Linked DNA regions of Homo sapiens: regions 1 and 3 are each linked to region 2. Evidence: chromatin loops called from intact Hi-C (ENCODE). Cell type or tissue: OCI-LY7. All regions are shown on one strand. Each heading gives the region's core, and the rest is flanking DNA. Links, peaks and the distances in the headings are about the cores only. Region 1 has its middle 39 kb from the start of MIR297. Region 2 has its middle 83 kb from the start of PITX2. Region 3 overlaps EGF (epidermal growth factor).

Region 1 (10,475 bases), core at 2,899-7,898, 190 kb after region 2:
TGGGTTTATAATATGAACCTACTTCAAAGCGTTTCAGGGATAATAGTAAAAATAACATTTTAAAAATATGATGATTATAACTCAACTAGACAATTTCCAAAATAATCAGTACATAAAAATAACACCTTTCATCCAGATTTATAGTTGGGAATATTGTGATCGAATGAAGCAATGTGCTCTATTTAATTCTAATTAGAATTTAACTCCCTGTGTTAAAATATCAGCAGTTCTCTCTGTCATTCATAGCACAGCTTATTTACACAGGTACATTGTGAGTCTAATCATTTCTCCTTGAACTTAGTAAGTATATAACAAAAGTATTATATATACATATAAATAAATATATATGACAGAAGGCATTCTAACTTTCAATAGCATTGTGAAACACATACACACAATATTAATCTGAGCTAACGGAGAAACAAATTTTGTGGTCCACAGCTATTTATAAGAATGACAGTGAAGACTGGAGCAGATTAGAGAAAATTGTTTGGCAGAATTCTTGTATTCTCAAGAAGTCATTAAATGCAGTAGTTGAGGAAGTATGAGTGATTCTTAGAATTCATCCCTTGGAATCTTCTAATCTTCTAGATTAGGTCAGTGGACAAGATTAGATACTTGTGTTTTTCTATCAAATGTCAGAAAATGAGACCCATAGACATATCTTCTTTTTACTTGTTGAACAAGAGAGAAGGCAAGATTGTGAATGTGTGTGCGCGCATCCCCACACCCATGCATGGGTATACACATGTGTGGTTTGGGGAGGAGAGAGTAAAAACAAGGGTTTATGGGCATGTTGGCCTCTTCTAGTGATTCTAATGGGTACCAGGTAGAATTTGTGATTTTGTTTCTGTTTGATTAAAGATATGACATGATGCCATATGGGGACATTGAAAAGTTCGTACTCTGATCTATTTGAATTCGGGTCATTTGGTTATGTAAGTTTTTCCATAGCATTCGTGCTGAAGCACAGCTTTCTCTGAAACACTTTGATAAGATGTTTTTGTTCTATATAGATTCAGAATTTTTCTCCTTTAAACAGATCTTAGTGATCCTTGCTTTCAAACTTTTTATTTTACAGATGATTACTTTGAAGCATAAAATATGTATATGACCCTGTATTATAGTCAGTTCTGGCTACTATCATGAAGTATCATAGACTGCATGGCTTATACACAACAGAAATTTGATTCTTACACTTCTGGAGATGGTAGTTGCCCAGCTTGAAGTTCTAGAGGCTGGGAATCAAGGTGCCAGCATGGTCAGGTTCTGGTGAGGACCCTCTTCTGAGCTGCAGACTGCCAACTTCTCATTGCATTGTCACATGCCTGAGAGAGATAAATAATCTCTCATGTTTATTCTTATAAAGGCACCAATCACATTCACTGGGGCTCCATGCTCATGGCCTACTCACCTCTTGAAGGCTGTACCTCCAAATGCCATCAAATTTGGGGTTAAGATTTCAACATATGCATTTTGGGGGGATATCAACATTCAGACCGTAACAGTTGTTTTCCCCCACCTCCTCCCCTTTTTAAAATAATAATTTTGCAAAATCCAATTTGGCGGTGCATAGAGAATAGCAGAATTTCATTTTGTACTTTTTATTCTGCTTGGTCTTTAAATAGTAGGCACAATTTTTTTTCAGGTTGAAAAATAAATATGCTCCATGTGCTGCTTTTTCTTATATATTTTAACTTTATCACTCTGACAATATCTGCAGAGAATGAATAATTCATCATTGGCACCCCTATTTACTATAGATGTTTTATCTTTCTACTCAGAATTTATTAAAGAATTATTTATCAGCCGGGCGCAGTGGCTCACACCTGTAATCCCAGCACTTTGGGAGGCCAAGGCGGGCGGATCATGAGGTCAGGAGATCTAGACCATCCTGGCTAACAGGGTGAAACCCCATCTCTACTAAAAATACAAAAAAAAAAAAAAAATTAGCCGGGTGCGGTGGCGGGCGCCTGCAGTCCCAGCTACTCGGGAGGCTGAGGCAGGAGAACCTGGGAGGTGGAGCTTGCAGTGAGCCGAGATTGCACCACTGCACTCCAGCCTGGGTGACAGAGCCAGACACCGTATCAAAAAAAAGAAAAGAAAAGAATTATTTATCTCGTCAGCTGGGCACAGTGGCTCACACCTTAATCCCAGCACTTTGGGAGGCTGAGGTAGGAAGATAGCATGAGCTCAGGAGTTTGAGACCAGCTTGGGAGACATAGCGAGACCTTTCCTCTACTAGAAAAAAAAAAATTAGCTGGGCCTGGTGGTACACGTCTGTAATTCTAGCTACTTGGGAGGCTGAGGTGGAAGGCTTACTTGAGCTCAGGAGGTCAAGGCTGCAGTGAGCCACGACTGCACCACTGCACTCCAGCCTGAACAACAGAGCAAGACCCTGTCTCAAAAAAAAAAAAAAAAAAAGAACTATTTATCTTGTCATTTCAGGGCTGCTAGAAGCATAGAATTATTAGCATTCAGTCTTCTTTCTGAACTTTTTTTTTTTGCATTTCTTAGTTCTCTGATTACAATGTCTTGTAATGCATAAGATAAAATGCTTAGAATCATTTCAATTGTTTCTTTCTAGCAGATATAGTTTATCATAACTTAATTCAGGTAAACCTGGCCCTGAGTTTAGACTTATGTAGATACTTTGGATCTAGTTAGCATATACTCATGACATTGTTACAAAAGTAAAGTCAGTCTGCTTTCCATGGTCATTGATGGATTTTTGGATACAACCGTACAATTGTCCAGGAAATTCTTTGGGAGGATGTCTTGAGACATAATTGTTTTAATGGTTTTTATACAAATTGCATTTGCTCCTACAGGGAGAAATTGGCATGGTGAAAATTTAATAAAGTAAGGGAGAAAAAGGTGATACTGAATCACATTTGTGAGTGGCAGCTAATAAAAAAGGCAATTTAGTTTTTTCTTTTTTAATTGCAAAATAAACATACAAATATTACATATGCTGTATATCTACATTTAAAAATATGAAATGCTTCATGAATTTTTCTAATTATAGTATCTGGCCATGTTAATATTTTGTTTCCTTTCTATGTTTGAGACACCTGGTTCACTTCTTCAAGTCAAACTTTAGCTCTACTCTTGTCTCCAAAGGTACCTCAGCATCTCTACAGATTTCTCTCTTCTGCTTTCCCACCCTCAGAGATTCTAATTATTTTATCTGGTTAAAACTTGGGCATCAGAATTTTTAAAAACTTCCCCGGTGTTTCTGATGTGCAAAGATTTTTGAGACTCACACTAGAGTCTGGTGTATCTTGCTATATCCTGCTTCCCTTTCTTTACATGTGCTAATTCCTCCGCCAGCCCCTTGATCTCTTTTTGTCTCTTGCCAGACTCACTCATCCATCACGACCGCCCCTTGATGCCTCTCTTCCTCCTTATAGACTTCCCTGACTTTTTAAGGAAAGTTGAATGTTTCTTACTTTGTTTTTTTTTTCTTCGAATCTCCCTTAAATCACCCCTCACATCATTTTACATTTATTTTTATGTGACATTATTTTCCATGCAGGAACCCTGTCATTCCTTTTCGCACGATCAGAAAAGGTAGCCTGGAACCTAGCCCATTGTAGACATCTTCCCCAAATATCATGCTTTTCTTTATCCTACAAAGAAAACAGTTCACATTTCTAGTTAATTAGTGCTAATTAAATTATACCCTTTGGATTTTAAATTTGTACTCTATAAAACAGTAAGAAATGTTCTTAGTAAAAACATCTTTTCCATTACCTCTGATCAGCATAATTTACACAAAGTGTGAAAAAGGTGTGTCTGCTTTAGTTTTTGTTTGCATTTCTAAACTGTACTTTCTGTTTCACTCTTCTGTATCATTCATTGCTGCTTTCATAGATGGTAGAGTGTGGGGGAAAGTGCATCAGGCCTCGTAGTCACACAGACAGCAGCTGGAATCCTGGTTGACCACTTACCTAGCCCTGTGAGCTTGCTTAAGTTTTTAAATTTAATTTCTCTGACCCTTAGGGTAGTCTTCTGAAATTAAAAATTATAAAATCCATAAAGTGGTGATATGAGGAGTAAGTGAAATAATACATATAAAGCACTTACAATCACTAAGTACTAGGTATTATTTAGATATCTAGTAGAGGTGCAAACACTTTTGCAACCTCAATACTATTTGAATAAGATATTTTACTTTGAACAAAATAAATGGTGATTATTAAATGTATGTATGTATGTGTTGGTAATTTTGATGTTTAATGGATATTAATAGTGTAACATATGACCAGTACTCAATTCTCTTCTTCCCTTCCTCTCACCTTTTTTTTTTCTTAACGTAGTCATCACAACACTGAGACTATTTTGTAATGATAAACTTGGAGATTTATACTTCTCAGACGCATTGTTAATGTTTAGAAGTATTAGTAATTCTTACTGGTAATAATACTTGGAAGCACTGGTATATAGGGCTGGTGTTTCTTTGCTTTGAGGAAAATGAAAAAGTGTCAAAGAGACATAAGTCAGAGGATTTGCACAATACATAGAATTTTTGTCTCCAATGCTATACAGTGGAAGAAACACTCACTCCAATGCTTGGTTTAATCTCCCTCTACATTCATGTCAAAACCAGCTTATGTTCTTTGGCAAATATGAACAATCTAATTGTTTGCTTATATTTCCTTTTTACTCCAAGCTTGGTATTTTATTAATTCTATTTCTCAAATTGAACCTAAGTTCATTAATATCAGAAAAAAAGTAGTAAAACATTAGTTTTATGTTTAATTAGCCTGTAAGGGCGATCTAGCAAAAAACTTACGAAGCACCCTCCTACCCCCATGTAGTCCATTAACGATATGATATATAAATGGAAACATTGAAACGTTATTTTTTTTTTACTTTGTAATGAATGCCTATCTCTTACTGCTTTTTCTTTCAAACACAGGCCAATGCCTGTATTAACAGTATTTCAAAATCTAGTCATCAAATCTGAGAGGACAATAACTCTGTAGTGCTCAAAAGATAACCATGCTTCATGCTAAAGCACCATGAGTTCAAGTTCTACCAAGGAGGACACAAAGGAAACTCTGAGTGCACTGCCCACTTTTAAAATATGAATTGCTAAAAAAAGAGATGCTGAAGTTTAAAATAACAGCATGCAGATTTCTTTATAGAATTTAAAGAATGGAAAACACTTGCAAAAATATCGGCAGGCAGAGGCAGGAAGAACAAACGGTAACCAAATTGGTTCCTGTGACAAACCATAACATTTACTTTAAACCATCAGTGTGCTACTCAGTAAAAGGCAGGCTACCATTCTTTTAATAGATCCCAGGCCTTGTTAAACTCACTGGTCTGCAAGAATTACCCAGGTCAAGAGCAGGTCAAAAAGTGAAAACCCATGTGAAAGTAAACTTTGAAATATCTGCTTTTGAGGAGACTCAGCCGACTGTCTCCTCTGCAGTAAATACACTTCCGTTTTGTGTATGATATTGTTCAATATACTGTACTTAAAATACACACAGGTAACATAAACGGCACTATGCTATTTTATATCCTTCCTATTAAGTGCAATTTCAACCTCTTCTGTAGTTTGTGAATCTTTCTTATGTACTTTCTAAAGCCTTAAAAAAAACCCCACTAAACTTAATAAAGAGAAAGTTGTTACTCTGTTTTGAGTAGTTGCTTCTATTTTGTTTTAAAATATCTATGTTCTATTTAAAACTAGACCTTTGATTCCCTCATAGTCAGAATAAAGAAGCTGGAGGGTGACTCACTGTGGAATTTATTTGCCTGGTAAACTGGGTATTAATCTGGCCTACAATACACTTGCTCCAGATTTTGTTCAAGTGTAAGGTCATACTGTGAAGCTGTTTTTCATTTTGTTTTATATGTGTTAATATAATGCCTTATGAATTACCCTAGAGTTTTGTTCTGACAGCTAAAAAGCATAATCGTTTTTCCTTTCAAGGGGATTGAAAGCAAAGCAATTCACTCTATATTTGAAATGATTTATCTAAGATCCTTTCTCTCACATCTTGCCTTAATGTTTGTAGAGAATATTCTTTGAGTTTTTACTGGTAGCATTGTATTTATCAAGCTCTTTGCCTTTTTGCCTGTTTCTCAAAATTGAGTCCATCTTTCAGTATGATCTTTTAGAGTTTATTGGCAAAACTGCCTGCAGAGTTAATGGGCACCATACTATGATTTTGATAGGAAAGAAATAGTCTCTTGAGAATTAAATCAGAGTTTTCCTGGTAGATAAAAAGAGATCCTTCTACTGTCTTCTAAGCAACAGGAGAAAAAGAGAGGCATAATTTTTCCTGCATTTAATTATAGGATAAAGTGTCTGTATACAATGGCTATAAATGAACAATATAATTGCAAAAGATACAGTGTCAGTTTCTGAATGAAGAGGGAAAAATGACCACGTATTTTCCTAAACACATGTAAAAATAACTAACGTCCAAACATATATAAGACGGTTGCCAAATGGTGATGATGGTGGTGGTGGTGGGAAGTGGTACTATTGATAAGAGCTAATAGTTATGAAGCTCTTACCAAGTGCCTGGAATGTTCTGAATATTTCGTATGTATGAAATTATTTAATCCTCACAAAACCATATGAAGTAGGTAATATTATTGTGTTTCTGGGTTGCAGAGAGATTAGGTAAACTGCCCAAAGTCGCAGAGCTAGAAAGTGCAACAACCTGAATCAAACCTGGTAATCTTGTTCCAAAGCCTGTGCTTTTAAACCCAGTGCTAAATGATGTAAGATTTAAGACAACTTTAGAAGACTTCAGAGAGAGAAGAAATCACTTCCAACTGGTGTTACTAAAGAAAGCGTACAGAAGGTGGGCTTCAGTTGATTGTGGAGCCTGAATAGTTGATTGTATGAAAGTACATTCTGGGGCTGTCTCTGTCCTCATTGTTCCCCTGGCACCAAGCACTGGGCCTGGTGCACACCACACACATGATGATTAAATATGACCTGAATGGTCATGTATGTCATTATCTGTATCCCTATTGATCTGGCAATACACCTTAATGTTGCAATACATTGATCTGGCAACACATTTAAATATGATGCTGTATTTAACTAAACATAAACTTTTTAAAAACCTCCATAATACTTAAATGCACATATCTATGCCCTGCTCAAACTTTCCTCTTTAGTGAAACCTTTTTCATAAACCTATATAAATCCATTCACTTTTCTGTTTGCTCAGTATAATTCTAATAACTACAAAGAAGTGGGTTATATTTTTTTGTGTTCCAACTCTTTAATGTTTACTTGTTCTCTTCTTATTTTATACTCTTCTAGGCCAAAGTCATAGTAATTAATTTTATTTAGAATTTTGGCTCCTTTATGTATTTGATTGTAGTCCAGTTAACTGCTAACAATAGATATAAGTAGATAATATAAAAAAAGGATGAAGCAACAAAGGAGATTCAAATACGTTGTTTAAAATATTTGAATAACACTACCCATAGTTTTTAGCAATCAGTAGGGTTTTTGCTGAAGATCTTAAAAATCTTTACCCTCAGGGAACTTATAGCTTTGTGTTACATATAAAAGAAATAGCTGAACACAATATTTGTATTTTTAAAGAAAGATGGTTTTAGAGTCTGACACTTGTGGTTGCAAATCCCAGCTCTGTTGCCTCTGATCCAATGACAAGGGGAAAGTTAGTTAAACTCTTGAATGTCAAATTACTCATACGTCATAGAATTTTAATGAGAATTACATAATATATAAATATAATTTAATGTATAAATGCTTAGTGTAGTGTCTTTTGCATAAAGAGATTTTAATAAATGGTGATAGGGCCTATAATTATTATTGTTTTTAATTGTGGAAGGCATTCATAGGGATTCGTGTAATTATGTTGGCTGGAGCTTTCAGAAAAAGGTGGACCTTAAAGAATGAGTTAGGAAGAAAGGAGTGGGAAATATTTCAACAGGAGAAAGAGCATGGCCAAAGACACAGGGAAGGAATAAATCTGTCTCCTATTAAACTATGTGAGAAGTTGGCCAGAGTGGTGAGAAGTAGGAGCATTAGACTGATAGAGACAGGCATGTAGCCAAATGGCATTACTTGCATGCCTACATGATGTCGGGATATGCAAGCACAGACTTGCATTTTTTCTGAGCATAAATGAAAAGTCAATTAATGGCTCCTAAAGTGAGTATGGGGCATGAGGGAAGTGGTATTTTAGGAAGACTCGATCTGGTTGGGATGTGGTTAGCCTGGAAGAGGAAGGAATTATAAGCGGGAAGGTCAACAGTGAGGCTTTTGTGTGGTAATCTAAAGATTTCAGGCATAGTCCACCAAATAATGATGGAAGCAGTAGGAGTGCCAGGTGAAGAGACCAAGAATCTGAGAGACTGTGAGAGATGATTTGAAATACGAAAGAGGTGTCAAAAACAGAAAAGTCACAGTACTCAGCAGCTTCTGGTTTTTGTTTTTAACATTTAGGCATTTTAACATTTAAAAACTAGTGTTTCAAAAAATTGTAGTGACTGCCCTAAAACAACATTGTCCTACAGCTCTTGTAAGATATTGTGATAATATGAAAGGTTAACTTAACTGGAAATTCAGAGTTTAATCTAAATAACAAGGTCTTCTAAATCTTATCAAATCTTAAACCACATTGTTTAAATTGAGTTTTATCATAACTATCTCTCCTTTAAGTAAATTACTTTCTGATGTGCTAGGGGAAAAAATCCTTTCACATTAACCAGATGAAGTAACATCAGTTTGCTTTTGAAATTGTCTATTTTATTATTTCATCATTCCTTCTTTCTGAAAAGTGAAACCTTAAAAGAAAAAAAATCTTAAGACAATATAATTATATCTTTTAATAATCTCAAAGGTAGAATGAAGATAAAGTAGAATATTAAGATCTTTTTACAAATGAGGGGGAGGGGATTTGTGCTACATTACTCAAACTGATGCTCTGGAAACTCGACCAGGAAAAAGTCACTTTCTCAGGGGGTAAAAGCATTATTCGTATTATAGGGAAGTGTAGTCCAGCATCTCATTTTTAAAAGCCATTGGTCTTTTATTAATGCCATTGACATTAGGATAAGGTTTTGTTTTAGCACATTATTGTCAAATATTTCTAAAACAAACATAGTTGCAGAAATAATGCTTCTACTTTTCATTGCTAATGAGAAATAATGGAATGAAAGAGTCATGGAAATAATTTAGATATGGGTACAAAAACAAAACCGTTCCAAACTATTAACTTTTTCTTAAATCAAGTTTTTCATTTTCATTATTTTACTCAAGACTGCAGGTTTAAAAATGTAAACTTCAGAATGAAACTGAAATGATTTAGTTTTTGAAATGGATGGTAATGTATTTTGTTTTAGTTTTGCATGCATACCGAAAAACACAGTTATTACAGATGGGATGTTTTATTAATATTATTTCTCAAATAAATAAATTTTGTGGTCATTCATTTTAAATTACATAACATCCTGGATTTTGGTTAAGTATCATTTTAAAAACTGTACATATGATGAAATAAATCAGGCAAAATATTTAGAACTTTAGTACATAACTTTTAAAATAAGAGGATAAATATGATGACACAAAATTGATATGATTAGGTTACAGTTATCATTAAATAATATGGATACCAGTTTTTATTAATTTGGCTCAATTGGAACTTTCAAAAAAATTATAACAAGAGTAATGTTCACTTAAAAACTATTTTTAGAAATCTATTCTTTCTGATTTTGCATCTTATCCCTTCGACTAGGAAAGAAAACTGTCTAGAGATGAAGAATGTGAGCCTTTGTTACAGAGTTTGCACCATTTCCTAGGGTAGAACCCTAGTGACAGTCTCTTTTAATCTTTGTGTTAAATTATTAATTATTCTGTTTGTTTGGCTTTGCTATCTGGTGGTATCGTTATAGAGATTACATGGCACTATTCCATTTCATCAGGAAGCTTGCATTTTTATTTCTTACCTAAAGACTACATTCAATCCAGTTGGAGGTTAGCCTGAGATGTGTGGCGATGACTTGCAAAATAATCGCTTTTTCTTAATCTTTAGATGAAGATTCATCATTTAGAAAAACCCAGTAGTTGCTCACTTACAGCCTGGGTAACGTCTTTTGTATTGAAAGATCACACTGGAGACTGTTTATTTACAATGGTCTAAACATGCGTATCTTTATGGCTTTCTCCTGTCACAATGAATCATCAGCTATAAGTTGTCCTTTGTTGGTTTTAGGAACAATCAAATGAAACCCAGCAGGAGATTGTAGAGTGCATTGTCCAAGAGTGTAAAAATGCTGTGTTGATGACAGATCATACTGTTTTTATTAAAGCTAAGAACATTGACTTTACTTTGCTTTTTGACCCTGGTACTCTACTGTCAAGGTGATTTTATTTCTACAAATTTTCGTTCTGCTGGCCTCATCAATGATTCACCATAAAACATTAGACAAATTCCCATCATCTGTATATGATTATAGCAGAT
Region 2 (10,475 bases), core at 2,254-7,253:
TTCCATTCCTTCTGCTAACATCTAACAATTACTTTTTTGTCTGGTAATTTTTTTGTTGACTGTGAAGCTTTTTTTTTTTTTTTTTTTTAGACCAGTAGAGTCTGAAGTAAGTAGAATTAACTCCTAGAAATGGTCTCCTCTTTTTTCAGGCTGTTAATGTAGGGAAGTTGAGCCAATCTGGTTAGTAGCTGAGCTGGGCTTTTTGTTGCTAACATTACCTTTGTGCACTACAGGCTGCAGATTCTTCTAGCTCTGGGTGGCTGCTACCTTGTGCTTACTTTGGGACCTAAAGTGCAGGAAGGTTTTTCTGTGTTCTTGCTTCACTCTCAGCTTTCAGCAGACCCTAAATATCTATGCATAAACGGGGGTTCTTTATGCTCTTGCCCCTCTCTCAGTTGCATATTGCTAGGTACAAAGCTTATGGTAGGGAAAGTGGAGATTTTCTTTGTTCCCTGGTCTCAGCCTCAGTCTTAGTTAGGCCCTATATTCTTGGTCCTCTGTGATGAGGGCTTTATCACCACTCCTGCCTTTCCCTGACATAGTAGCCATATCTTACCTTGCATCTGTCAAAGGTCTTGAATAGGAGAGACAGTCTTTGTTCTTCCTCAGTAGTAGAAGGTCTCTGCCTTCTATTAGTACAGTTGAATAGATTTCCTGTTGTCTGCCTACCCCAATGGGCCAATGGATTTTGCTACTAGTTCTCTCTCAGTAGCTGATGGCTTTGCCTGGGAGTGGAGGTGTACAGTTTTCTATACTCTCCTAACAGCCTCTCACTCAGACAGCTTTTGTGTCTACCATCTCCCAGAAGCAGTGGATCTTTGCCTGGGTAGGAGACTTTTCTGCTTCTCTCTCAGAGGCAAAGGCTTTTGCTTTATTTGAGAGCAGGATCAGAAATGCAGATACAGTTTCAACCCTATGGTTCACCAAGGGGGAAGAGAGGGCTGCCTCAGATCTCTTGTCATGTTCCAGTCTTTCTTGTGAGCAACGAGTAGAGAATCATGGAAAACAACTGAAGAATGCATGTGGATTCCCCACGGGTTTGATCTGCCAAGCAGTCTGAATTGTCCTAGCACACACTTGGCTTTTGTAAAAAAGTGTTGCAGTTTTCTTCTTATCCACTTTTACGTTGGCAGATTCTTCCTTACTCTTCCAAAGATGGAACAGTTCATTATCCCATTTATTTTCAGAAGGGTTTATTGCTCTTTGGAATTTAGTTTTAGTTTGCCTGATTTATTTTGTAACTCTGTGATTTTAGCTCTGATGGGCTTAAGAAGAGTGATATTTTTGTAGATTATCTGCCTTTTTCCTTGCTGTAAGGGTAGGAGTGATGTTCTCTTGTGATGTTTTCAATCCTAAGAGGAGCAGAACTCCATGTCATATGATTTTTAGTATGTGAGTGTGGCCTAGGAGCCAGCTTTCTCAACAAACATAAAATACTAATATAAAAAAATGGAGATTCCTAAGTCTAGTTTTTAGTTTGAGTTTGTATTGACAGTTTGGAATTGATATCCAATTCTACGACCACTAAAATGAAAAGCACATCCTTTTGGTAATAAAATAATTTTGTTGTAGTAATGTTTTTCTTTAAATTAAAAAGATCTGAAACCTAGAGTGGCTTCTTTTCATGTTAATTAGGGTGAAAATCAGGAAGGATGTGATATACTGTCATTTACTTTTACTTAACACTTCCAATTCATTTTAATAGGATAGGAAATACTTGGAATTCAGATCAACACTTCGCTGTCTGTTTGCTGATGAACTGAAATGCTTATATGAGAACAGGGATTTTTCCCAAATGCTTGAATTTAGTTCCCCATTTCCCATTATGTAAGAAAACATTGTTCCTTGTGGTAGGCTGAAAAATGGCTTTCCAAAAGACATTTATGTCCCAGTCCCTGGAACCTGTAAATGTTACCTTTTTGGAAAAGGGTTTTTGCAGGTGTGATTGATTACTTAAGGATTTTGAGATGGAGAGATTATCCTAGATTATCTGGATGAGCCCTGAATGCGATCACAAATACCTTCGTGAGAAGAGCAGAGGGAAATTAGACACACAGAGCGGAAGGTGGATATGAAGATAAGGTAGGTACTGGAATGATGCAGTACTCCACAGGAATGCCGGCAGCCACCTGGAGCAGGAAGACAGGCAAGGAGCAGATTCTCCACTGGAGGCTCCAGAGAATGTACGGCCCTGCTGACACGCTGATTTTGGCCCAGTGAAGCAGATTCAGACTTCTGGCTTCCAGAACTGTGAGATAATAAATTTCCACTGTGTTAAGCCACCATGTCTGTAGAAATTTCTTACAGTGACCATAGGACACTAATACATGTATCTTAGTCTTTAAAAAAAATCTATTTGTGACTGGGCGAGGTGGCTCATGCCTGTAATCCCAGCATTTTGGGAGGCCGAGGCGGGTGGATCACCTGAGGTCAGGAGTTCGAGAACAGCCTGACCAATAAGGTGAAACCCTATCTCTACCAAAAATACAAAAATTAGCCAGGTGTGGTGGCATGTGCCTGTAGTTCCAGATACCCGGGAGGCTGAGACAGGAGAATTGCTTGAACCTGGGAGGGAGAGGTTGCAGTGAGCCGAGATCACACTACTGCACTCCAGCCCGGGCGACAGAGTGAGACTCTGTCTCAAAAAAAAAAAAAAAAAAAAAGATTTGTTTTTATTTTATTATTAAAAAAATTTTGAGTACATAATAGCTGTATATATTGTCTTGACAGAAGAATTTTAATTTGTTTCAATTATCTTATTTGAAATGTCATTGAATAAAAGTCAGTTGTACAAAGTATTTATTTTTAAATTTATTTATTTATTTTTGAGATGGAGTCTTGCTCTGTCGCCCAGGCTGGAGTACAGTGGTACGATCTTGGCTCACTGCAACCTCTGCCTCCCGGGTTCAAGCAAGTCTCCTGCCTCAGCCTCCTGAATAGCTGAGACAATGGGCATGTGCCACTACACCCAGATAATTTGTATTTTTAGTAGAGATGGGGTTTCGCCATGTTGGCCAGGCTGGTCTTGAACTCCTGGCCTCAAGTGATCCACCCGCCTTGGCCCTTCAGAGTGCTGAGATTCCAGGTATGAGCCACTGAGCCCAGGTGAAGTATTTATTTATTATGATTACACCCACAATTGCGAAGTTTTAAAAGTGTTAACTCAATTTACTTAAAAGCAATAAAACATTAGAGAAAATTATGCTTGGCCTGAGATGAAATACATATATTTACAGATTACTCTTATGAGTGATTTGTTGGTAGATTTTTGGATGCTTCTCATTAATCCTGACATGAATTGACACCAATGGTCATACAGTCATACATTTGGGTTCCCACCAAAATAATGACTTAAAGGGAGTCACCTATTCATTGTTGATTTTCAGACAACTTGACACTCCTTCTGGGGTGCCCTAAGCTTCACCACCTGCACACAATTGGGTCTTGTTTACTTTCTCAGGTATCTTCCAGTCAGTTCACAAGATCCATTTATGAGAAAATAAGACAAAGTATTTGATTGTGGACTAAATAGAATGAAAATAAAAGAATAAATGGAAAGTTCTAGAAATGTTTAACTGCCTAAGAACATGGTGTATTGATTATATTTTTCTTCTTCTAGACTTATTGTCACATATTGTATTATGTATCTCCACCATAATTTCTGTCCTTTTCATCCTGCTTTATAATTTTTGGTGCATAGCAGTTGTCTTCTACCATATTATACAAATAATTTTCATTATGTTTTATATTTATCTATCTCTTCTAATTCGACATAAGCTCCAAGAGGGTAGGATCTTTCTTTTTTTCAGTCTTGCTCCAAATGCCTAAAACAGTGTCTGGGGCGTACTGGGCACTCAATAAATATTTGCTTAGCGAATGAAGGAATGACTAATTCTACAGAATATAAAGACATCAATAGTTTTCTCCCAGAGAGGTGTTAGTTGTGTTAAATTCTAACCTGTTTTAAAAATTTCAAAGATAAAAGAAAGACTTTAATGACCTAGAGTTAAAAAAATTACCCTTGCCACCATTTTTTCCTGATAAACTAAAATGCTTAAAATGACTCAATTGTCTAGAGGACTCTCATGATCTGAAGTTGTCTACCTCTTTGATACTCCCTCCTACCACTCTCACCACAGCTCAGGAGGCTTCAGCCACCCCAGCCAATACACAAAGCCTTTTGCCATGTTAGGGTGTTTGCCCTTATCCATCCCCTAGCTTCTACCCCCAAATCCTTCATGGCTGGCCCTTTCATATCACTTTGCCTCAGATCAGATGTCACCTCTTCAGAGAAGACTCCCATAACCCTTGAAGCCAGTAGTTCCCAACTGGTGGTAATTTTGTCCCTCAAAGGACATTGGGAAATATCTGGAGACAGTTTTGTTTGTCGCACCTGGGAAGGAGAGGTTTTGCTACTGGGTCTAATGGGTAAATGGGTTGGGGATGCTGCTAAACATCCTACAATGCACACAGCAACCCCCACAACAGAGAATTATCCAGCCCAAAAAGTCAGCAGTGCCAAGATTGGGAAACTCTGCCCTGGGCTAATGCAGCCCCCACCTCTGACACTCACTTTCTTGCCACCAGTGTTTCACTTCCTCATAGCACTTCCTGCAAGTCAAAAATACTTTATTAATTTGTTCACTTTCTTTTGTTCTCGCTACTCTACTAGAATGTAAGCTCCATGAATGCAAAAGCCTTGTCTGTCTTATTCACGTATTGTCCTCAGTGCACCTAGTAGACATCTAATTACTTATTGCCTAGATGAATAAATAAACAATCATATACTGACCATTTTCTCTCCCCACCACATTATTGGTGTTCTCAACTGTCTTTTTGGCTACAACTTTGAGATAGTTTTACTTTTCAGCATGGCTTCTTTTCCTTATAAGTACTTTCACGAACACCTGTGGAAGTCATTATACACGGTTAAACAACCACAGACTCTAAAATCAGAACATCTGGGTTCAGTCAGACTGATACGGTTTGCCTATGTCCTCACCTAAATCTCATTTCGAATTATAATCTGAATTGTAATCCCCAGGTGTTGAGGGAGGGACATGGTGGGAGGTGATTGGATCATGGAGGCGGTTTCCCCAACACTGTTCTCCTCATAGTGAGGGAGTTCTCACCAGATCTGATGGTTTTAAAAGTGGCACTTTCCCCTGTGCTCACTTGCTGTCTCCTGCCACCGTATAAGACGTACCTTGCTTCCTCTTCTTCTTTGGGCATGATTGTAAGTTTCCTGAGGTCTCTCCAGCCATGTGGAACTGTGAGTCAATCAAACCGCTTCTCTTTATAAATTACTCAGTCTTAGGTAGTATCTTTATAGTAATATGAAAACAGACTAATACATAGACCTTTATAATTTACTAGTTCTGTAAGAATCTATTGAAGAAGTTACTTTATTAACTCTTGGAAAAGTTGCTTTATTTTTGTGGTCCTTAGATTTCCAAATCCTTTAGAAGAGGGTAATATTAATACTTCCTCAAAGAGCTACTTTGAAGACTAAACGATAATGCACATAAAGCACCTGGCACATGAAGCACATATATATTTGTCATTATTATTATTACTACTATTATTAATTTTTATTTTATTATGGTCAAACGTATATAACATAAAATTTACCATCCCAACCATTTTACATGTACAGTTCAATGCATTAAGTGTAATCATATTGTGCAACTGTTATTATTATTTTTATCCTCTGAATCTGTATTTTATTGTTTAAGCTTCCCTTTGTGCTGTGTCTCCTACTCTCATAATAGTATTCAAGATAGATCCTACTGATGTTGGATAGAATTAGATCGACCCATAATTCTTAGATAGTATGTACCATACATTTTATTGCTCAATGCATCTGCATGCTTAAGGGTGTACATTTTCCCTATGTATTGAATAGGTTATCTGCCATGTGTTTATCTCTTCATAAGTGTTTTCCCAGTAATAATATAGAAACCTTGTGCTTCGGTTTGAATGTGTCTTCCAAATTTTAGGTGTTGAATACTTAATCCCCAAATATATATGTTGATGGTATTTGGAGGTAGGGCCTTTGGGAGATAATTAGAATTAGATAAGGGCATGAGGATAGGGCCTCCATCATGTCACTGGTGGCTTTATAAGAAGAGAAAGAGAGACCTGAGCTGGTGTGCTCTTGCCTTTTTGTCCTGTGATGCCTTCTGTCATGTTATGATGCAGTAAGAAGGCCCTCACCAGGTGCAGCTTCTTGACTTTGGACTTCCAGAATTGTAAGAATTGTAAGAATTAAATGTCTTTTTGTCATAACTTAGCCAGTCTGTGATACTGTGCTATAGTAACAGAAAACAGGATAAGACATTGGCACACATTTTATTTCTGACTGTGTGCCCAATAAGCATACCCACTCTGTATGTGTGAAATCCTTGCCACCTTCAACTTGATAGTAACAAGTCACAGAAGATGAATATCTAGTTTTATAATCCTAAAATACAGGCTTAATAGCAAATCATGAAAGTAAAGATTTGATTATAGAGATTAGAAGAATAGAAATTGGGTTTTACAGTAATCGAATAACTATTAAGAATACTTCAAACGCCTTGAAAGAATCCTTAAAATACCAAGGTTTAAAACAAGATCTAGATATGGACTGAGGGTTTTTCCCAAGGAAAAAATATCCTACTCACTTAATTAAGCAATTTTTAAAAATTGTCATACAACTGTTTAAATACAGTCTCTTAGGTTTCTAAAATAACAAATTACGTGGGAAAATTAGTGCTAAGGGCTAAGAAGAAACAAAGGTGTTTCTCAACAATCACGTTTGGATTATTTTAAAAATACGATTCTAATCACTCCACAATTTAGAAAAGGCTAATGGTCTATTAGTGACCTTTGCTGGAAGCTTTTCAAGAGGATAGATTTGTTGTGATAGATTTCATCTGTGAAGTGAAATTTTGCAATGTAAGTTTTATAGTCTTTATTCATGAAAACTTCTCCCAAAGTAATTGAAAGGCTAGACATCCAGTTATCTGAACCAGAGTTTTATAAATGAGTGTGTGTAGGCTAGGAAAAAATTTTTATACACGGAGTTTTGTTATAACCTCAGTACACGGGTGAGGCACATTAAAAAAAAAATCACCTCATTAGGCTGGGAGCATACAGCTTCCAAGGGGGAAATGAATAGTTTGGGGGTTCAGTAGTACAATCCAACTAACATTTTGTCCAAGGATCCATAGATAACTAGTAGTCAACCATACCTGAAACCCAGGTCATCTGAGCTGGAGACAGTGGCTTTTTCTTTCCCTCTACCCTCTCTTACTACTCTCTAGGACCCTGGGTGCCCAGCCTTCTTTGTACAGGTTCCTGTTCCTTCCCTTCCAGCCTGCATCTGGCTGACTTCAGCCTGCAAATGCTTCAGAACAACCTTTCTTGTGCAGCATCTTTGTGTGATGGGGGAAGCACTGAAGAAGAAGGTACCACAGTCTACCTGCTTGGGCCTTCTGGTGATTATTTCTTCAACTCAGCTGTCTTGATCTGAGGGAGAGTTTTATGAGCTAAAAATCTGTCAGTGTTTCCATTTACCAAGTAGCTATTCAATCGTTTTATAGCCTAACCATTCCCAATTACCCTCAATTAAAACTTGGCACATATGTTGACAACCTTAGATGCAATTTTTTAATTGAAAATTGTTGATGGCTTTTGATTGAAGTCTAAAACCAAAAGTGCACAATTCCCATGATTCAGATCTTTGGTGTGGTTCTCAGATTATTTACTGTCAGTTATGATCACATGATACCACCACTTTCTAAAGGCCAGTAAATGTCATGGGTTGAAGGCAGGTTAAGGCTTGGGAGAAACCTTTTTCAAGTGTCGTATGGTCTATATTTTTGTTCATAGGCAGATCTGAGACTCAAGTGGCAGAGGGTTATGGGATGGGAAAATGAAGAATGGTGTGTTGTAAAAATAAGGAAGAATTAAATGACTTCAGAATGTAGAGTGGAGATGGCAAAATAAGAACTTGCATTGCTCAGCATTATTATCTGAACACTTGTTTAAGGACAGGCCCAGACCTGTAAAGAAATGTGAAGCAGGACAATTTGTTTTGAGATCCACTTTTCTTTCTCATCCCAGCCTTTTTCTGTTTCTTCCTACGCTTTTCCATCCTCTCTTGTTTTCTATCCCCAGTGATGTCATATCCACATTACTGGTATTAAGGAGTTTCTTTATTTTTCTTTTAATTTTACTTTAAGTTCTGGGATACATGTGCCGAACATGCAAGTTTGTTACATAGGTATACATGTGCCATGTGGTTTGCTGCACCTATCAACCTATCATCTAGGTTTTAAACCGCGCATGCATGCATTAGATATTCGTCCTATACATTAAAGAGTTTCCTATTTTAGTTCCTTATGGAAAAAACGATTTCAAGAATATTTTTGGCATATCAGAACATAGATTCTAGAGTCTTAATACCTAAGGATAAGACAAGCCTTGCTAAAAGTTATCACTTTTTGAAAATAAAATTATCGCTTCATTTCTTCTAGCTTCCAACACCAATAAGGGACAGTCATGAAACATATAAGCTATGCAAAATTACCGAAGTATGTAAATTTTGCACTGAAAAATAGTATCATTGGATATATTTAAAATGCGAACTTTGTATGCACTTATAAAATTATAAAAATGGAAGCCAAGAATTAGATAAATTATTTTAAATACTTTAAGCATAGTTGTAAACATTAGGTACCTGATACAGTTTGAATATTTGTCCCTGCCCAAATCTCGTGTTGAAGCATTGGAGGTGGGGTCTGGTGGGAGGTGTTTGGGTCATGGAGGAGGATCCCTCATGGCTTGGTGTTGTCCTTGCTGTGGTGAGTGAGTTCTCACAAGATCTGGTTGTGTAAAAGTGTGTGGCACCTCCCTGTTACCCTTGCTCCACTCTCACCATGAGAGACGTCTGCTCTCCCTTCACCTTCTGCCATGATTGCAAGCTTCCTGGGGCCTTCCCAGAAGCAGATGCCAGTACCATGTTTCCTGTACAGCCTGCAGAACAGTGAGCCAATTAAACCTCTTTTCTTATAAATTACCCTGTCTCAGGTACGTTATAGCAATGCCAGAATTACCTAATACAGAATCTTACAATGGAAATATAACAGGGACTGATAAAAGTTTTTTCCTTATTTCTAAAGTAATCTGGGACCATTTTTAGAGTTTGGGTAGTGGCATGTATAGTTTAGGAGTCCAAAAATATTAATATGAATTCTATTTTCTGTATCATTCCATGACTGCTTTGGAGTGTGAACTATATAAATGAAATGCTCAAAAGCAGAGAAAAAGTTAGATAATTGGTATAATTCTCCACACACAAAACCACCTGGCCCAAATAACTGAAGTTGTTGCTATAGACAGGAAATGTAAATGTGCATGCAACAATTTTCTTGGTAAGGCTGAAAGCTTTATAAAAATATTTTTTCCCTTAAATGCTACAAACATTTTTGCAAGATCAGTTAAAAATTATCATCCATGTAAAAGTTCACATTTAAGAAAAGTCATTCATTTTGTTTAATAAAATTTCTTTTACTGATTTAATTAATTGGCAGGTAGATGCCCACTTTCTGTGTTGTTCTAAAACAAATACTTTAAAAATGTCATCTAGATACATCTCTATGTTTTATACTCAATCTATCCCCTCTTTAGTAAATAAAGTATAATTAAGATTCCATCAAAGTGGTAAATGGAGATTATCTACAATCAATCTTATGTACCTATGTCTGCCAGGTTTTATTCTTGTTCCTGTTGCATCATGCCTTTGAGAGACCATTTCTTTAGATTTCATTTCATGTCTGTCTTAGTGAGTCACTTCTGGGACAATATATTCTTGAGTGCCTCGCGAGGGCCCCCAGTTAAATGCCATTTTGTAATGAGAGTTTCTTTGGTCACTGGACTAGTCTCTAAAGTTGTTAAAGCCTGCAGACCTTAAATACAGTGCTGGCTGATGCAACTTAATTAAACTACAGCAAATTGAATTTAGGTAATAAAACTTTGCTTGGATTTTATGGTTGTGATTGTCTTTTAGTTATTTATTTTATAAGGATGATAAGCTATCCATCCTGTGACTGCCTAGCCATTTTTGATGAGTCAGAATTACTCTGGGCTGGTCCCCACAAAGGAAGATTTGGCTTTTCTGCACATAGTGAAAAATAAATATGGTGCTTAATCTGAGATATCATGATCTTTCAGTCACCCCAAGATTCTTCTGGTCTGTTTCTGCACCATTCATTGGGTGTACACTTAGGTAATAAAAACTTATTTTAATATTGTCTAAGTGAAAGATAATTTATGCTTATTTCACAAAATTTATATAGTAATGATATATATAGGACATTTGAATTATCTGTTATTACACTTTCCCGTTGACATTAACAATGGATGGTTGACTTTATAAGAAGTTTAAATTTAACTTAATTTTCACATACTAGATGTAAATTAGGTTTTCT
Region 3 (10,475 bases), core at 2,774-7,773, 710 kb before region 2:
CAGCTGCACAAATACAGAGGGAGGCTATACCTGCATGTGTGCTGGACGCCTGTCTGAACCAGGACTGATTTGCCCTGGTAGGTTGGTGGGTGGTCTACAGTGAAGGGGAGGGACTTGGCTCGGGGATATTCTATACCCTAATCTCTATTTGCATTAGAGATTCTAAAAATCATTCAGTTCAGGCAGGCTGCAGAGCTGGCTTTCCTGATTAGGACGATGCTGGGCTTGAGAATTTGAAATGGTCCAAGTTTTCTTAATTTAATAGCATCTGGAATAAATCCTTTTTTATTACTCACAATCCAATAAAGATGGGAACATGGGTATCTCTCTTCAACTGTGCAACTAATCTCACTATTTGTAATGTCAATTTGTGGGGCTGCTGGATAAGTTTTGCAGGGCTAGGCAGGTCGGTGAGAATGTCTGGACTCAGCATTTTAAATCACTTTCAAGGATTTTAAAATATTACTTTAAAAAGGCAGTATTTCTTGTTCTGAATTAGAACTCCAGCTCTCTTCTCTTTCTTTTCTCAATATTCATAATGGTTGACTCCTGCTTCCTGAATCTTCTTCCCATAACAGCAGTAACATCTCACCATCAGCACCCCAGAAGGGGAGCTGGCTTCACCTAGACCCTGGAGACCAGGATGGGGGTCTTTCCCATCACTGCCCACTTTTTGCCTGTCAGCCCTATAAGCAGAAAACATCCTAAGAAGAAAAATTCTGTGCTTACTTGGTCTCTGTTTTTTTTTTTTTAGCATATTATTTTTCTCAAATAATTTGCTCTTCTTAAAGGTACTGAAAAACTGCTTATATTTATGTAGTCAGCTGCACATGTTTACCTTTTAAGGAGCAGTGAACCATTCAATAAAAGAGACTTTACTATTATATTTTGGCATGCCCTCTGTTACGGGAACATTTTCTTCCTGCCAGAGTTGCTACAGTCTTGTCCTTGAGGGCTCCTCTGAAGGTTAGTTTTTAGAAGAAAGCACTGTGAGAAAAAATTTTCGAGACTCCAGGATATTGGAGGTAACGGACTGCACATTGATGGGTAGGTTTTAAACCATAGAGTTACCAGTTGTTCAGTGAGACCTTGAAGCTAACTGTCACTTCACATGGTTAGTGTATGTTTGTGTGTGACAGGTTTGTTTTTATGAGATCAGTGACTCTGAATTCACATGGCGACTTAGGACTGGGTGTTCTTTTACCTGCCTCCAATATGCTTTATGTATCAGATAATACTGAGCCCAAAGGAAGAACGGCTGGTTTCATAGTGAATGACTAAGGTCTAGCTAGGAAAGTGAAACTATTGTCCCTTCTAGTAGTTCTTCTGTCACTAAAAGATTTATGTCACAAACTATTCACAGAAACTAGTTCCTCATATTGATACTTGAAAGACACTAATCCATTCAGAAAGTAAAAGTAATGTCTTGGGTTCTTTTAGACTCTACTCCACCCCCTCACCTCAGGGAAGATGACCACCACTATTCCGTAAGAAATAGTGACTCTGAATGTCCCCTGTCCCACGATGGGTACTGCCTCCATGATGGTGTGTGCATGTATATTGAAGCATTGGACAAGTATGCATGCAAGTAAGTTAAACTGTCTTGCTGATGGCACAGAGAGATGCTATTCAGTCCATAACTTGTAGCTAATTTGTAAAATTTACACTCAGGATGTTTTTCTGCAATTAGGTGTTCTTTTGGAAAAATATAAACATACACATATGAACCACGTGTGTGCACTTCATTGCATGCTCCTTGTGTATCACGATGCCCCCTTCTAGTTACCGGTGATAAGTATAAATCTAAGGAGTTGGTGATTTCCCCTTTTACTGAAATAATTTGATGTTACTACTAGTATAGTCTAGGGATTAAATGTCTCATCCTGGTTGAAAAACTTAGGTTTGTGAGATAATTCCTTAAAACTTTTTTTTTCCATCAAATGTGCTTTATATTATGTGTGAGCATCCGTGATCTGTTTCTGGATTTACAAAAGTTTGGTACATATTCACACTGGACTTCTTGCCAGAGTCCAAAAATATTTTTCTTCAAAACTAATCATATGTATATTTTTTCTTCACTTCCTAACAGTTGACTTTTACATTTTGTTGTTCAGTAACAATTGCTGATACTGCAGCTGCTGCTTTTTGCTCCCTTTTTGCCCCCATAAGGGTTTCACAGTGGGTAACGTGTCAACCTGGAAAGGAGATTTGAGGAAGCCCTAAAACTATGAGACATTCCCACTGTGCTCACTCCGAAAACCTTTCCTGTGGACCCTTTAACAAAACCCAAACCCACAATAGCCAGTTCTGCCTCAAATTTTACTTTTAATTCATTTCATATTTTCAAGGCAATAGGAGGAAACTGATAGATACCAAAAAACTAATACGTCTCCCAGGGTCAGGCTCCTGATCCATTGATAATTTTCTCTGTGCCTGAGGGAGGGGTGATGAAATAGTCTGATCCTCACAAATAGCTACTATAACCTTAAAGTCTTCTCTTATTTCATCAGTAATAATGAACAGAATAACTAAATTTGTGGAAGAGTAAGCTATATTCTGTGACAAAGTGTATGGCCTTGCACTAGAAATCATGTCCGCATGACAAAAATAGTGAAAAATTGCTCATGAATACTAGTAAAAATGACTCAGTCCTTATAGAATTCTGTTTTCATATTCATATTTACATGCTATAATTTCCTAACCTATGATAAATTGGGTATTTGCAATAGTTATTGCTAGTTTTAATGTTAAGAATCTAATTGGTTTTGCCTGTTCATTGTTTCTGATCATCCCAAATAATGAAATTACAAAAATAAATGTCCGAATGTATTAGGTCATGGTTGTTTTCCTCCATGATACTTTAGACTATAAAAATCATTATAATAATATAAAGGGTACTACAGGGTTACATACTGCATTTAGAACAATGTTTTCATTTGGATCTGATAACATCCATTTATTAAATGATTGATGAACTCTTTAACACACTGCTTTTCTTTCTGTCATTAAATCCTGATGAAAATATCATATTTCTCTGATAATGTTTTAAACATGAGTTGCTACAAATGACAAACTGGAGATAAGACTCAAATTGAAGGACCTTGAACCTAAAGCAATATTTAAAATATTACCAGAGTTCACAGTAATCTGGATCATAACCTTGTTTTTAAATTGTATATTTAATAAAAATGTGGTTTAATTAACTATTCAACCCTTGCCTCCTCCTGCCCTGATGACCTCACCTTATCTTTTATTAATTCCTTAATAACAAGTCTCTAGGAAGTGCTTTACCCATCCAACTTTTATTAGAAACACTTCCTAGGCAGGTGTCATTCTGTACAGAGTGCTCTTCATGCTGTAAGCAGGTTTTGGAAGAGCCAGCTCTTTCTTCCTTTCTTAGAGGAACTGGAAGTTCCCCTCAGCCACAAGAAACCACAGGGTGCCCCCGGGGTGATGCAGAGGAAGTGAGAGTTGGGAGTCTCCATGCCCAAGGTATTCCTCGAAGATTTCCTGGTTTGGAGATGCTCAGGAGGCTCCAAACCTTCTGGGCTCAGAGGAGGTCCTCGTTCATTCTGTCTTTCAGCCAAACACCCTTCTGAACAGGTCTTCTTTAGACCAAGACCCCCCAACATCAGTCCTGTGAAATGCTTTTTAAAAACAGGCTGTATGGTCAAATCACGTTGAGAGATGCATCATACTCTACCCTCAATTTTTTTTTTTCAGGAGACCATCGTCTTATTATTACTCAAATTGGTTTCCCTGAGCATTCGGGGAGCAGAGTTTTTAAGGACAGCTTGGTGGGTTAGGGGAAGCCAGTGAGCCAGGAGTGCTGATGGGTCAGGGATGAAATCACAGAGAGTTGAAGCTGTCTTCTTGCGCTGAGTCAGTTCCTGGGTGGGGGCCATAACTTCAGATGAGCCAGTTAATTGATCCGGGTGGTGTCAGCTGATCCATCAAGTGCAGGGTCTACAGAATATCTCAAGCATTGATCTTAGGAGCAGTATAGGGAGGTTCAGAATCTTGTAGCCTCCAGCTGCGTAACTCCCAAACCATAATTTCTAATCTTCTGTCTAGCCCTCAATTCTTGATTCATAGTATATACCACAACACATTAAAAAGTCTTGTTTACCAGCCCGGGTAACATGGTGAGACTCCATCTCTACCAAATTTTTTTTTTCTTTTTTTTTGTGATGGAGTCTCGCTCTGTCGCCCAGGCTGGAGTGCAGTGGCGCAATCTCAGCTCACTGCAAGCTCCGCCTCCCGGATTCACGCCATTCTCCTGCCTCAGCCTCCAGACTAGCTGGGACTACAGGCACCTGCCACCATTTTTTATATTTTTAGTAGAGATGGGGTTTCACCGTGTTAGCCAGGATGGTCTCCATCTCCTGACCTCGTGATCCGCCCGCCTGGGCCTCCCAAAGTTAGCCAGGTATGGTGGTACACATCTGTATTTCCAGCTACTTGGGAGGCTGAGGTGGGAGAATCGCTTGAGCCCAGGAAGCTGAGATTGCAATGAGTTGTGATGGCACCACTGCACTCCAGCCTGGGAGACAGAGTGAGACCCTGTCCATAAAAAAATAAAATAAAATAAAATAAGCCTTGTTTATCTGTATTGAGTCTAGAATGTCTCAAAATTATTTGGCTATGGAAAGGCAAACTTATTTGGCCACAGAATCTTTTGTTTGGTTTAACAGAAGAACTAATTCATAACCAAAGAACTAGTATCCTGTGTCCTCCTCCCACCCTGGAAAATGCTGAATGACTATTCTGGGCCTTATAAGACTCAGTGAGGCTCTACTATTGCAGCTGACTTGGATCTCCAGGACTCTTGGCTAAGGGACTGACATATTCCTCAAGACCCCAGACTTTCTGAAAGGATCAGAGGTGTGGCCCATTAACATCCAACAGTTTAAAAGTGGTGCTGCTAGGCATTGATAGTAAATGGCTGTAACCAAAGATAGCTAGAATTAAAACAGCATCCAAGAAAGCCTGCAAGAATGATGGTCCTTTATGCTTTTGCACTCAGATCCTGATATCTCTTGCATGGTTAGTTCCAGAAGATAGCTTTTCAGAGGTGAATAGAGCATAAAACTCTTTTTGGAAGCAGCATGGTATAGTGGAAAGAACATAGGCTTTGAAATCAGAGAACCATTGGAGTCAAACCTGTCACTCATAGCTGTGTGACGTTGTACAAACTCCTTGAGCCTCAGTTTCCTTATCCATAATACAGGAATATGCCACCAAAAATAAAATAAGTAAAAGTGCCTAGCAGGATGTCAAACACACAAGATGGTTAACAAGTACTAATCCATTTCCCTCCTTCCTCTGTGAGTGAGTTGCCCAGTCCCTCTGACCAGCTAAAGGTAGAGACAGGCCTAGAGCCCAGATCTTCTGGAGCTTTGTCCAGTGTTTTTTCCATGCTGCCTCTTCTCACTATGGGCACTGGTGTCAGTTCTCTGTATTTTTATTCCGTTAAGTCCTTTTGGAATAAAGTGGGGACATGGATGAATAAATAGTTGATCCAGGGACCAAAGGGAGGAATTTTTAATAAGTGGGCATTACAGAGTGTTTAATAGGATGTTTTTCAAAGTTGATGCTTTTGCAAAGGATAATAGAATACAGATGTTTACCTGAGATCTTAATTGTTTCTAGAAATGCACATTCCCAGTAGATGGCAGCATTGCTTCATTTACTTCAAAAAAGTTCAGCAGTTCACTCTAGTGACAGTTTCACTAATGGGACAGCAGGGTGTTTGTAGGTGAACGTCCCTTTTTCCTCCATATAGCTTTTTCTCTCATTGAAGAAAATAGGCAAATGCCTGTATGTATGTTGTACTGGGTCTTCCCTTGCACTAGTAGTGATTTTTTTTTTTAAAGGAAAAAAGTTTTCTCTGCAGACTAGGTTATGTGTTCTGTTTAGAAACTGTACACATTCTTCTTTTATAGCCTGGTTTCAAGTGAGGAACTCTGCCTTCAAATTCTCCTTTCCTTTCACCTATACTCATTGCAATCTGGCCAAACATTTGTTTCCAAAACTCCCTTGGCTCTTAGGGCAGAGTTGCTTTGTGTTGGTTTTAAAAGGTGGCTCCTCAGGATTTTAGCCTAACAGAAACTGATCTTTAATCAATGTCCTGTAATGCCTTATAGAGGCAGTATGCAAATAATCCCCCATAAATCCCAGAGCAAACAGACGAAAGGGAGAAGTCCATGCTGCATTAACTTGTAAATCATAGCGCTTTCAACTGACCCCTGATGGATTTTCTATATGTTTCTAAAGAGCTGAGTCTGGAAATGCAGAGGTTGAGAGACAGCTGAATACTGAGTGTCAAAACTATCAGCGTTTTTGGCCAGGCATCTCTGATGACCTCTGTTTGTGTGTTGTCACAGCTGTGTTGTTGGCTACATCGGGGAGCGATGTCAGTACCGAGACCTGAAGTGGTGGGAACTGCGCCACGCTGGCCACGGGCAGCAGCAGAAGGTCATCGTGGTGGCTGTCTGCGTGGTGGTGCTTGTCATGCTGCTCCTCCTGAGCCTGTGGGGGGCCCACTACTACAGGTGACCCTGTCTTTCCTTTGGTACTGGAAACCTCTTTCTAAGACCTCCCAGGGGAATGCCTGTCTCCTTGAGATGAGATGTATGAAATAGTACCTCTACATACTACATTTAAAACGTGAAATAGGCTGGGTGCAGTGACCCATGCCTGCAATCCCAGCACTTTGGGAGGCCGAGGCAGGCAGATCACTTGAGGTCAGAAGTTCGAGACCAGCCTGGCCAACATGGTGAAACCCCGTCTCCACTAAAAAGGCAAAAAGTAACAGGCGTAGTGATGCACACCAGTAATCTCAGCTACTCGGGAGGCTGAGGCATGAGAATTACTTGAACTTGGGAGGCAGGGGTTGCAGTGAGCCAAGATCATGCCACTCCACTCCAGCATGGGCGATAGAGCGAGACTCCGTGTCAAAAAAAAAAAAAAAAAAAAGGTGAAATAACAGTACAATTTTTACTGTTAGCTCAGGATTTCATTGCTCTGAAACATCAGTGCTTTTACGTTTTCCTTGTTCCATTCCAGTCATTGTCCATACACCTTCATAGTATATGTGTTATTTATCAATCACAATATGGTTTTGCGTTCCACTCTCTTTGTTTAATATTATATGCTCCCCCCATAGCCTGCATAACTATAATTTTTCATTGCTGCCTTCCATTGAGTTGATTTTCCACAAAATATTAACTGTCATAAAAGAAAATCAATATCTTCCCTAATTTGGAAGGAAATTTCTGGTCCTCAGATTTTGTGCTTTTAATAATTTCAAGTTAACAATTAAAAACTGTAGACAATAACATTTATACATTTAATTCTTTAAAACTAACACTACATTAGGGTGCAGGCACAGGCATCACACTGCTCATTTTCTGTTTTCTTAGAAAGTAGGACAGCTTCCTCTATTATCATCAATATTGAAAAGCATTTTATGTACGGTTATAGTTTGTGTTGTACAAAATCAGTGAGTCATAAAACTTTAGGGCTGAAGGGGACTTTATGGAATTATCTAGTTCAATCTTATCATTTCATGGCTGGAGGACCTAAGACCCACTTGACTAATAGGTCCCAATTCTCTGAGATGTACAAAATATCTGCCACCATCTGTAGATAAAAATTTAACCACATTTATGGGTACTACACAACCACTCAAGTGGCAACTGTCTTGTGTTCTGGAAAATTCAACATATCAGCCAAGATGTACTTATCAGAGATCCTGCTATAGCCTAGTGTAGTGGTTAAGAGCACAGGCTCTGGAATCAGATTATACAGGTTCAAATCCAAGTTAGTGTCTAAATAACACCAGACATGTGTCCTAACCTCTGTATTCATTAATTTCCTTTACTATAAAGTAGGAACAAGAATAGTACTTATCTCAAGGGTTATTGTGAGATTAATTGGGTTAACCTAAGTAAAGGCTTTAGTGTAAGTCTGGCATATAGGAATTAATAAATGCTATCTGTTATTTTGATTTTTTATGAACTGTAACCTTCCCCCAAAAGAGTCATATGCTCTAAGCCCTTTTCTACCACCTCTTGAGAGACAAGATTCTTAGGCACAAACTTGACATTTTAATTCAGTAGTCCATCAATAACATTGTAATTTTTAGCCTGGTGTGTAATCAATATCTTGGATATGTGTAGAAAGAATATTGAATGATCAATGGTTCATCCCATTGGATCATTGCCAAAGGGCAGGAAAAAAAAATGGAAACTAGAAACTTAAGTTCATGCGTGCCATAATTATTAAGTGTTTTTTCCTATTTGTTGTGTTATGATATAGTATGTCTTATGTTCTGTTGGCATTTTTCAGAGATCTGGATTGAAAGCTAACGGCAAATTGCTGGCTTTTTAAACTTGGAATTCAAAGACCAGCTCAGCTGAAAGATGACTATAGACTTTACATACATATAAGAGTATCTTCAACCTCAGACTCTCATACTCCAAAAATCAGAAGTGAAAGGACTATTCCTTCAAAAAGAAAGCTCATCAGAACCCTTTCTTTTTCTCTTCACTGAAATGCATCCAGAGTTGTACAATTCTTCCTGAGTGAATCTATGGTTATTTACCTAACAATTCTGATCAGTGTACCTGCTTACCTCTCCGCAAAGTTTCAGCTATGTGCATAACTACGTTTGCACTATAGATCAATTCTGACAAGATCAAATTAAAACTGCTAGTCTAAATGTTGCCATGTCATACTCAACTGTACCAACAAATACAGCTCTAACATTGAGTTTTTAAGTTAGACATGCTAACTGTTTTTCTTTAAAGGGTTAAAATCAGTTATTTCCTCCCTTATACCATTCCTTGCCTGTCTTGTCTAGCTTGTTTGATACCGTTTGTCTTCTGTGTCTCTCAAAGGATTAATTGTTTGTGTGCTGGGTGTGGTGGCTCGTGTCTATAATCCCAGCATTTTGGGAGGCCAAGACAGGCAGATTGCTTGAGCCCAGGAGTTCAAACCAACCTGGGCACCATGGCAAAACCCTGCCTCTACTAAAATTACAAAAAATTACCCAGGCATGGTGGCACACAGCTATAGTACCACCTACTTGGGAGGCTAAGGTGGGAGGATCGCTTGAGCCAGGGAGGCAGTGATTACAGTAAGCCGTGATTGCACCACTGCTCTCCAGCCTGGGTGACAAAGCGAGATTCTGTCTCAAAAACAAAACAAAACAAAAAAGACTAATGTTTGTGAAACTAAATAAATTTTTCAAGTATTCTAATCTTATTAGTTTAAAACATGTGATTTCTTGGAAGGACTCCCTTGTAAGAAAATCAACAGGAAGTATTTCATCACAAAGTATAACTTTGTTTTTTTGTGGGTTTTTTTTTAACTTTTATTTTAGGTTCAGGGGTATATGTAAAGGTTTGTTACACAGGTAAACTTGTGTCACTGGGGTTTGTTGTACAGATTATTTCATCACCCAGGTATTAAGCCCAGTACCCAACGGTTATGTTTTCTGCTCCTGTTCCTCCTCCCACCCTCCACCCTCAGGTAGCCCCCAGTGTCTGTTGTTCCTTTCTTTGTGTTCCTGAGTTCCCATCATTTAGCTCCCACTTAGAAGTTAGAATATGTGATATTTGGTTTTCTGTTCCTGTGTTAGTTTGCTAAGAATAATAGCCTCCAGCTCCATCCATGTTCCTACAAAAGACATGATCTCATTCCTTTTTATGGTTGCATAGTATTCCATGGTGTGTATGTGCCATATTTTCTTTATCCAGTCTGTCATTGATGGGCATTTAGGTTGATTCCGTGTCTTTGCCATTGCGAACAGTGCTGCTGTGATCATTGACATCCATGTGTCTTTATGGTAGAATGATTTATATTCCTCTGGGTATATACCCAGTAATGGAATTGCTGGGTCAAATGGTAGTTCTGCAGTTAACTCTTTGAAGCATCACCGTACCGCTTTCCATAATGATTGAAATAATTTCCTCTCTCTCCAACAGTGTATAAGTGTTTCCTTTTCTCCAAAATTTCATGAGCATCTTTTTTTTCTTGACTTTTTATTAATAGCCATTCTGACTGGTACAAATTATAACGTTGTACCTTTGCAACTTTGGAATTGTTTATATTAGCCACTTGTTTCAATTTTTTTCCTTGAAGCCTTTGATTAAAACACATAATAACCCACACCATCTCTTGGTACTGTCTGTGATGCCAGATTCACAGCAGCCCCTCCTATCCTTATCACTCTTCCTGGAACGTCCAGGTAGGGCTTTTGACAGAGGGTTGCATTCCTAGAGGCAATTAAGCTGCCTATCTGCCCCAGGACAGTGGCGTTATTGTGGAGTCTCACAGATGCACTGCTCTAGGGGCTACTGCTTTGAGGATGGGGATCCATCTCCATGCTAAATCTCCCCACCCCCACCCCTAGTGAATGACGCCGTGTATAGACTTAGCGTTGAATGTCAAACAAGACAGTACTCTAA

Evidence for each region. A loop is a pair of places that touch in the nucleus more often than their neighbours do. Peaks named below come from ENCODE experiments on the same cell type or tissue, not always from the same donor. Only the 100,000 strongest peaks of a DNase experiment are listed, where the experiment ranks them.
Region 1: it touches region 2 in a loop (2.4-fold over the local background); 1 of 110 quality-filtered maps calls a loop at or near these places.
Region 3: a loop joins it to region 2, with 3 times the contacts of the local background. A loop is called at or near these places in 1 of 110 quality-filtered maps.

What each region holds. Positions count from the first base shown.
Region 1 is chr4:110,894,635-110,905,109 of GRCh38, forward strand. No RefSeq gene overlaps it. Among named protein-coding and RNA genes, the nearest start is that of MIR297, 39 kb to the left of the region's middle. In OCI-LY7, for the core only: no CTCF peak of the experiment used is centred there; a DNase peak (open chromatin) is centred at 5,297; H3K4me3 peaks cover 1,248 bases; H3K27ac peaks cover 724 bases.
Region 2 is chr4:110,700,381-110,710,855 of GRCh38, forward strand. No RefSeq gene overlaps it. Among named protein-coding and RNA genes, the nearest start is that of PITX2, 83 kb to the left of the region's middle. In OCI-LY7, for the core only: no CTCF peak of the experiment used is centred there; DNase peaks (open chromatin) are centred at 4,601, 4,921 and 5,191; H3K4me3 peaks cover 2,432 bases; H3K27ac peaks cover 2,963 bases.
Region 3 is chr4:109,993,293-110,003,767 of GRCh38, forward strand. EGF (epidermal growth factor) reads left to right here. Exons shown (of 24, transcript NM_001963.6): 19 at 1-77; 20 at 1,441-1,588; 21 at 6,387-6,554. Among named protein-coding and RNA genes, the nearest start is that of EGF, 86 kb to the left of the region's middle. RefSeq lists an enhancer at 1,206-1,495. In OCI-LY7, for the core only: CTCF peaks have their summits at 5,656 (motif pointing right) and 5,868; DNase peaks (open chromatin) are centred at 3,399 and 5,709.